Linked DNA regions of Mus musculus: all the other regions are linked to region 1. The links are chromatin loops, found by intact Hi-C in ENCODE. Cell type or tissue: gastrocnemius. All regions are shown on one strand. Region 1 overlaps Cpne5 (copine V). Region 2 overlaps Fgd2 (FYVE, RhoGEF and PH domain containing 2). Region 3 overlaps Fgd2 (FYVE, RhoGEF and PH domain containing 2).

Region 1 (2,500 bases):
GGAGAGTGTGGGCACTGGCTGGCTACTGGCAGCTATGTTGGGGAGAGGAGGGCTCTCAGCATACTGTCCTGCAGGACCTCCAAGGATCTAAGCTACTACAACAGCAGACCAACCGGCATGGAACCCAGCCCCTCATTCCCAGATGGGCCTGCCTAGTTTCCCGTGGTTGCCTACATCCGCTCACCTCTCTCTCACCCTCCTGCCCTTACCTGCCGTCACGATCCCAGTCATACACCTCCACCTTGATGGTCCTGGAAAACAAACAGCAAAGAATTCTGGGTAGGATGGACCCGAGGACAGGCCTCCTGTCCCCGGACCAGGAAGGATGCCATGCAAACATTTCAAGCCTGTGTGCAAAGAAATTCTATCTTAAGACCTTTTAAGGTCTTAGGGGCAGAGGCCACCCCAGAGCCATGGCAGGACATGTTGAGATTTCAAGGATTTGGCTGAAGCAGCCCCGGGGCCTCTGTTCATCCTACCATCTTAGCTTCCCTAGATGGAGTGGAAGCCTCAGCAAGAAGCCACACATTTACCTGTGGCAGGACCATGACAGGCAGATCTCACAATAAAGCAGGGGCGCTTCTATGGGGAAGCACACGACTGGCAGGAAGGACCCTGAGTCTGGGTATGACTGGTGAAACGCCAGCTCCAGCCCTGCAGGCTAAGAAAGCACCCCTGGACCCTGACTTGGGGTGGCCTGCTGAGCTTTTCCATCCCCAAGACTGGCCTCTGAGAAAGGGTGGGATTTTCTTCACATTCTAACCCAGGCTGCTTTAATTAGTTTGTTTTGACTCCTAAGCATGGGGCTGGGCTTCGAGAGCCCATCTTATTTTTAGCCTTGTTCCCATGGCAACAGGCTAGAGGACCAGAAGCAGGAGGAGGGAGGTGGAGGGTTGCCGGTTAACCCTTGGTGCTGTCTGCTGTCCTCTGGGATGCCCAGGGATGGGGAAGCTGCCAGGCAGTACCAGGGGTCTAGGAAGGTGGAAGGTGGAAGAGGCCCAGGAAGTGTGGGTTTCTGGTCTTGAGGTCCACATGGGATGCAGAAAGCAGTCTGAACTGGCTTCTCTTCTGTTAGCATCTATTTATCCCACCGTGGTGTGGTCCATCTCGGCTCTGCCAGGAGTTGGCTTGGGAGTTGTGTGGATCCCAGAAGGGGGCGCTGTCTCCTTTCAGATGAGTATCTCCAGGTGTGTGTGTGTGTGTGTGTACAGAATGGAGCAGAAGAAAGTTCCAGAATAGAACCCTGGGATGTCCAGAAGGTTGTGCATGCATGGGCTAGCTTTCTGTAAATGGAACAATATGAAGCAGATACAGAAGCGTGCTTTAAAGGCATCCTTGGTGTTCTTATTTTATAAAGGCAAACCCTGTGGTTCCTTGAGCCAGACTATTAAAATGAAAGAAGAAATATCATGTGCCTACACTTCTTTCTTCCTTTTTTTTTGTTTTTGTTTTTGTTTTTCGAGACAGGGTTTCTCTGTATAGCCCTGCCTGGCTGTCCTAGAACTCACTCTGTAGTCCAGGCTGGCCTTGAACTCAGAGATCCACCTGCCTCTGCCTCCCAAGTGCTGGGATTAAAGGCGTGTGCCACCACTGCCCCAGTTGTACCTCAGTTTCTGAAGGTACTGGAAAGAGGCCAGGTGTGACATTGGTGGCTTCAGCTTGGACACTGGATCTGAGCCCCGTGGCCTAGAGATGGTACATCATGTCTCCGAGCCACAAGTCCTGACTGTAGGATGGGATTAGTATGGCCCTTCGGATAGCTCATGGTGTGTGTGTGTGTGTGTGCACGCACGCTTGTGTTGGAATGTCTAGAAAATGCCTCTTGATTTCCACATTATCTAACCATGCATGAATGCCTTTTTACACAAACTTTACTTAAAGTCGGGCTGTGGTGTCACAGGTCTTTAATCCCAGCACTAAGGGGGCAGAGGCAGGCAGGTCTCTGAGTTCAAGGCCAGCCTGATCTACATACAAGTCCAGTTCCTGGCCAGCCAAGGCTACATAGTGAGGCCCCATTCCAAAACAAACAAATGAGAAATCCCGAAGCTGGTGGAGATCTCCTAACACTCTCGTGAAACGGACCATCCTAGCAACAGGAAGCCTTGCTACCCAGAGCACAGACGGAGGTACTGAGTGCGTGCCTGGCGAGACACCTGTGGATAACGGCACTGAGGCCAAGCCTGCCAACCTGAGTGTGACCCCTGGGATCCGCATGGGTGGATGGAGAGAACTGACTCCTAAACCCTGGCCTCCGGCCTCCACATGGTATGCCATAGAGAAGGCACACTTTCCTCCTCCACCAATAGCTAAACACAACTAATAAAAAAACAACAACTAGATCTCGGACTGGAGAGATGGCTCAGCGGTTAAGAGCACTGACTGCTCTTCCAGAGGTCCTGAGTTCAATTCCCAGAAACCACATGGTGGCTTACAGCCATCTGTAATGGGGGAACTGATTCTTCTGGTGTGTCTGAAGACAGCTGCAGTGTACTCATATATA
Region 2 (2,500 bases), 190 kb after region 1:
ACCAACCACATTGATTTGTGGCCCCATCATTTTTTTAAAGATTTTTAAAAATTTTATTTTATGTATGTGAGTACACTGTAGTTGTACAGATGGTTGTGAGCCTTCATGTGTTTGTTGGGAATTGAATTTTTAGGACCTCTGCTTGCTCCAGTCAACCCTGCTCGCTCCAAGTCGGCCCTGCTTGCTCAGTCCCTGCTCATTCCGGCCCGAAGATTTATTTATTATTATACATAAGTACACTGTAGCTGTCTTCAGACACACCAGAAGAGGGCATCAGATCTCATTACAGATGGTTGTGAGCCACCATGTGGTTGCTGGGATTTGAACTCAGGACCTTTGGAAGAGTAGTCAGTGCTCTTACCCGCTGAGCCATCTCTCCAGCCTATCCTTATGATCTCATGTAACCTTGATGCTCCCCTGAGCTCTGAGGAGCCAGAGGATGGCTCAGCTGGGATGCTAGACCCTTCTCTATGTGTCTTCCCCTTTGTGTGTGTGGCCTCCTAGAGGAGGCTCCCCGCCAGGCAGCCAGGTGTCTTTCACAGTAGCCCCTTGACTCCCTGTTCCCACGAAAGCCCAGGTGGAGACCATTTAACCTGAAGACTCAGCCCTGGAGCAGGGCACCTTTCTAGGCTGTACTATGAAAGCTGGTCCAGTGCCAGACCTGGTATACCAGGAAAACGGGAATGCCAGAGGGTTTGCTTATTAGACAGAGCAACGTTGTCTTCTGAGGAGTGGCAAGCCAAGTTGTCCACCCTTCTCTTCTACCCCTGTAGGAACCTGAGGAGAAGAGGGTCGTGCGAGAGCTTCTGGAGACGGAGCAGGCCTATGTGGCTCGCCTGCACCTGCTTGACCAGGCCAGTGGGGACCCCTCAAAACCCATCATATCACAAGTACCGATGCCAGCCCAGGACTTGGCATTAACTCAACCCACTGACATCGTTGGGTGGCTTTGGGAAAGCATCAGAACTGAGCCCTTTAGCACCTCATGCATTGTCTTCGGTCCTGGCCAGCCTCATACATGGCAGCCTCGTTTGATTGTCCTCACTAGATGCCCTTTACTTCAGCCAAGGAACACCCAAGGCCTAGGAAGACACATATGGGGCTGTTCCCTCTTCCCTTGGCCAAGCCCTAGGGAGTCCTGGCTTGTCTCCCATCTGTAAGGTGGCCTGAATCCAGTCTTTCCTGGCCATCTCTCTCAGCTGTGTGGCAAGGATGCAGGCCTGACTGCTGGGGTTGTGCTGTCCCCCTGGGGCTGCAGGGCTGGCTAGCGGGTGGTGACTTCCTCTTTGAGTAGGGCGTGAGCAGGTGCGGGTTTCCTGTGCAGGTGTTCTTCCAGGAGCTGCTGAGGGAGGCAGGCCGCAGCAAGGCCTTCCCTGAGGACGTGGTGAAGCTCATTTTCTCCAACATCTCCTCCATCTATCGTTTCCACGCCCAGTTCTTCCTTCCCGAGCTGCAGCGGCGCGTGGATGACTGGTGAGGTCCCAAGTCACGGACCCAGGCTGAGGGGCCTGGGAGGCCTGTGTGCTTGAGTTTAATTCTGACCGTGGCTGTCTCCTCGCACAGCTGAGGAAGATGGGGCCATCCTAAGCCCTGTGACTTAAGAGGTCAGGGGAGTCATGGTACTGACTGGGTCCCTGGCCTTGATCTTGGCATCTGTTAACAGGCTGGTTTCCTAGCCAGCGGTGCAATGTCCATGTCACTGTTACATGAGAAGCCCTGATCCCAGCACCCACATGTTGGCTCACAACCAGTGTAGCTCCAATAGCCTTCTTGTGGCCCCGGTAGACACCAGGCATGCACATGAGCACATACATACATACATACATGCATACATACATATGTGCAGGCAAAACACTGATACACACAAATAAATCTAAAGAGAGACGGGATGGAGGGCTGGGGAGACAACTCAATCAGTAAAGATCTGTTGAACAAGCCCACAGACCCGGCTTTAATTGCTGGGACTCACAGTGAAAGAGGAGAACCGGCTCCCAAAACTGTCCTCTGACCTCTATGTGTGTGCTATACTACAAGCATCCCCAACACACACACACACACACACACACACACACACACACACACACACGAGTGCGCACACACACATGCACACTCATACGTAATGGTAATAAGTAAAATAAACTTTAAAAATGAGAGATAGAGTGAGGTGGAGACCAGTCTGGTCTACATAGACCTGGAACAGTCTGTCAGGGCTACAAACAGGCCTGTCTCAAACATAAAGAAGCAAGGTGGGGGATGGAGAGATGGCTTAGCGGTTAAGAGCACTGACTACCCTTCCGAAGGTCCTGAGTTCAATTCCCAGCAACCACATGGTGGCTCACAACCATCTGAAATGAGATCTGACGCCCTCTTCTGGTGCGCCTGAAGATAGCTACAGTGTACTTAGCTACAATAATAAATAAACCTAAAAAAAAAAAAAGAAGAAGCAGGGGGTGGGGGGTAAAGGGGAACCGGCCTGTAAGATCACCTAACACCATACCCA
Region 3 (2,500 bases), 190 kb after region 1:
GAGAGTCCCAGAGGCTGGAGAGTAGGCAGGTGTATCTGATAGGGGCCCTTATGAGCAAGTCTGAGGGAGGAGGTAGAGAGAGGCCCTTAGTGAGCAAGTCTGAGGGAGGAGGGTAGTGAGCAAGTTTGAGGGAGGAGGGTGACCTGATTAGGGGTGAGAAGAAGACATTGGAGGAACATAGCAGAGATCAGCCAACCAAGGCTGGATGTGACGGTGCACGAGTTTAATTTCAGTACTTAGGAGGCAGAGTTAGGTGGACCTCTGTGAGCTTGAATCTAGAACTGGTCTACACACTGAGTTTCAGGCTAGACGGGTCTATATAGCAAGTTACAGGCTAGCCAGGGCCACAGAGTGCAACTCTGTCACAGAAGGAGGAGGAGGAGGAGGATGAAGGACAAAAGACACAGAACCCAAAGGAGATTCACAGCCTGCAATCCCAGCACTTAAGAGGCTGAGGCAGGAGGATTACTGCAAATTCAGGACAGTCTGGATTGTAGTGAATTCCGAGCTGGCCTGGAATACACAGAGAGACCATCTCAAAAATAACACATACACACACACACACACCACACACACACACACACACCACACACACACACACCATACACACACATACAAACACAGACAAAAACAAAAAAACAAAACAAAAGACAAAACAAACCTGGGTTTGTAATGTAGCTCCTTTGGTAAAAGGTTTGCTTAGCATTCACTGAGCCTGGATCAGAGCCCCAGTACCCAGTAGCCCAGGAGTGGTGGCACCCATCTGTAATCTCAGCCCTTGGCAAGTGGTGGCAGGAGGGTCAGGAATTCCAGACCATCCTTGGCTACATGGTGAGGTTAACGCCAGCTGCGACCATGTGAGAAAGCCACTAATTCCCTGTATGCCTGCTCTTGGCTGCCACCGTTTGGCAAGTCTGTCTCACTGGCTAGCAGCCCCATAGCACCCTCTGCTGGACATTGCTGGACATGGTGGGTGAAGAGCTGTCTACAACAAATGGAAACCACTTTTTGAGTCAGGCTTGAGGGACAGAGGGGCTTGAACCACCTTAGCTGTTCTACCGGCCTATGGCCTATGTATGACCTGGTCTGAGCTGGCCCTTGTGTTTCCCAGCCTAAAAAGAAGGAGAGGTTACACAGGCGTGCCATCCAGGAACCTCACATAGAACCCAACAGGTTGTACCCTGCACAAGGATACCTTATCCCAGAGGTGCCATCAGTAGCCAACTGTGATATGTCATAGATTGCAGATTTACAGTGAAAGCTGGCCAGCAGGTGGCAGTCAAACATCTCATTCTGACAAGATCTGGAGATGTGCCAGTTGGCCACAGATATCAGGAGATCAGGAGAGCCTTCTGAAGCAGGCAGGGGGTCCTTTGTTGATGAGCCCAAAGAACTGTGTGGGATAGAAAGACCCTGAACTGAGCCAGACCTCCAGAGTGTGGTTAAGCCAGCCCAGCGGGAAGCTAAAACCTGGAGGCTCAGGGGCTAAAGAGATGGCTCAGCAGTTAAGAGCACCGATTGCTCTTCTAGAGGTCCTGAGTTCAATTCCCAGCAATCACATGGTGGCTCACAACCATCTGTAATGGGCATCTGATGCTGTCTTCTGCTGTGTCTGAAGGCAGTGACAGCGTACCCACATATACGAAATAAATATGGCCAGAGCGAGTGGGAGCGGGACCAGAAAAAATAAGAAGAAAGAGAGAGAGAGAGAGAGAGAGAGAGAGAGAGAGAGAGAGAGAGAGAGAAGGAGGGGGGAGGAGAGAGAGAGAAGGAAAGAAGGAAGGAAGGAAAGAAATAAAGAAAGAACACACAAACCTGGAGGCTCCAATCCCAAGGCATCTTGACTCAGACCCAGAACTCCCTGGGCTTCCCCTCTCCTCTCATAGCTTTCCAGCCCTTCCTGCCTGGACTCCTGCAAGCTTTAGGCCTCCACTTGCCTTTCCCGATCCTTCCTCTGACAGGAATGGTAACAGTTCATCCAGGTCTCCCACGCTGCCCCCTCAGCGCCCGCCCCTCTATTCTCAGGGCATCTGTCCTTCGCAGCAGGTCTCACAGGCCTGAGCTGCAAAGTGGCGGCTCTGCTCCACGTCACCCAGGCTCCCCACATCCAGCAGGATACAGGGTCCAGACCACACCCAGCCCTCCCTGATGTGAGTCTGTGCATACAGCACAGTCTCCAGCCTCAGTCCTTTTATTTTTTTAAGGCTCATTTATTTATATGAGCAGACTGCAGCTGTCTTCAGACTCACCAGAAGAGGGCATCAGATCCCATTACAGATGGTTGTGAGCTACCATGTGGTTGCTGGGAATTAAACTCAGGACCTCTGGAAGAGCAGTCAGTGCTCTTAACCACTGAGCCATCTCTCCAGCCCCCAACCTCACTCTTTTTTTTTTCCCCCGAGACAGGGTTTCTCTGTGTAGCCCTGGCTGTCCGGGAACTCACTCTATAGACTAGGCTGGTCTCGAACTAAGAAATCCACCTGCCTCTGCCTCCCAAGTG

The links. Peaks named below come from ENCODE experiments on the same cell type or tissue, not always from the same donor. Only the 100,000 strongest peaks of a DNase experiment are listed, where the experiment ranks them.
Region 2: a loop joins it to region 1, with 3 times the contacts of the local background. A loop is called at or near these places in 19 of 42 quality-filtered maps.
Region 3: it touches region 1 in a loop (16-fold over the local background); 19 of 42 quality-filtered maps call a loop at or near these places.

The regions. Positions count from the first base shown.
Region 1 is chr17:29,175,953-29,178,452 of GRCm38, forward strand. Cpne5 (copine V) reads right to left here. Exons shown (of 21, transcript NM_153166.2): 11 at 210-251. Among named protein-coding and RNA genes, the nearest start is that of Cpne5, 61 kb to the right of the region's middle. In gastrocnemius, a CTCF peak has its summit at 1,133 (motif pointing right); DNase peaks (open chromatin) are centred at 919 and 1,134.
Region 2 is chr17:29,364,138-29,366,637 of GRCm38, forward strand. Fgd2 (FYVE, RhoGEF and PH domain containing 2) reads left to right here. Exons shown (of 16, transcript NM_013710.4): 3 at 774-854; 4 at 1,325-1,473. Among named protein-coding and RNA genes, the nearest start is that of Fgd2, 4.5 kb to the left of the region's middle. In gastrocnemius, no CTCF peak of the experiment used is centred here; a DNase peak (open chromatin) is centred at 1,142.
Region 3 is chr17:29,370,268-29,372,767 of GRCm38, forward strand. The region is part of intron 9 of Fgd2 (FYVE, RhoGEF and PH domain containing 2); the gene reads left to right. Among named protein-coding and RNA genes, the nearest start is that of Fgd2, 11 kb to the left of the region's middle. In gastrocnemius, a CTCF peak has its summit at 1,165; DNase peaks (open chromatin) are centred at 924 and 1,316; H3K4me3 peaks cover 255 bases; H3K27ac peaks cover 1,112 bases.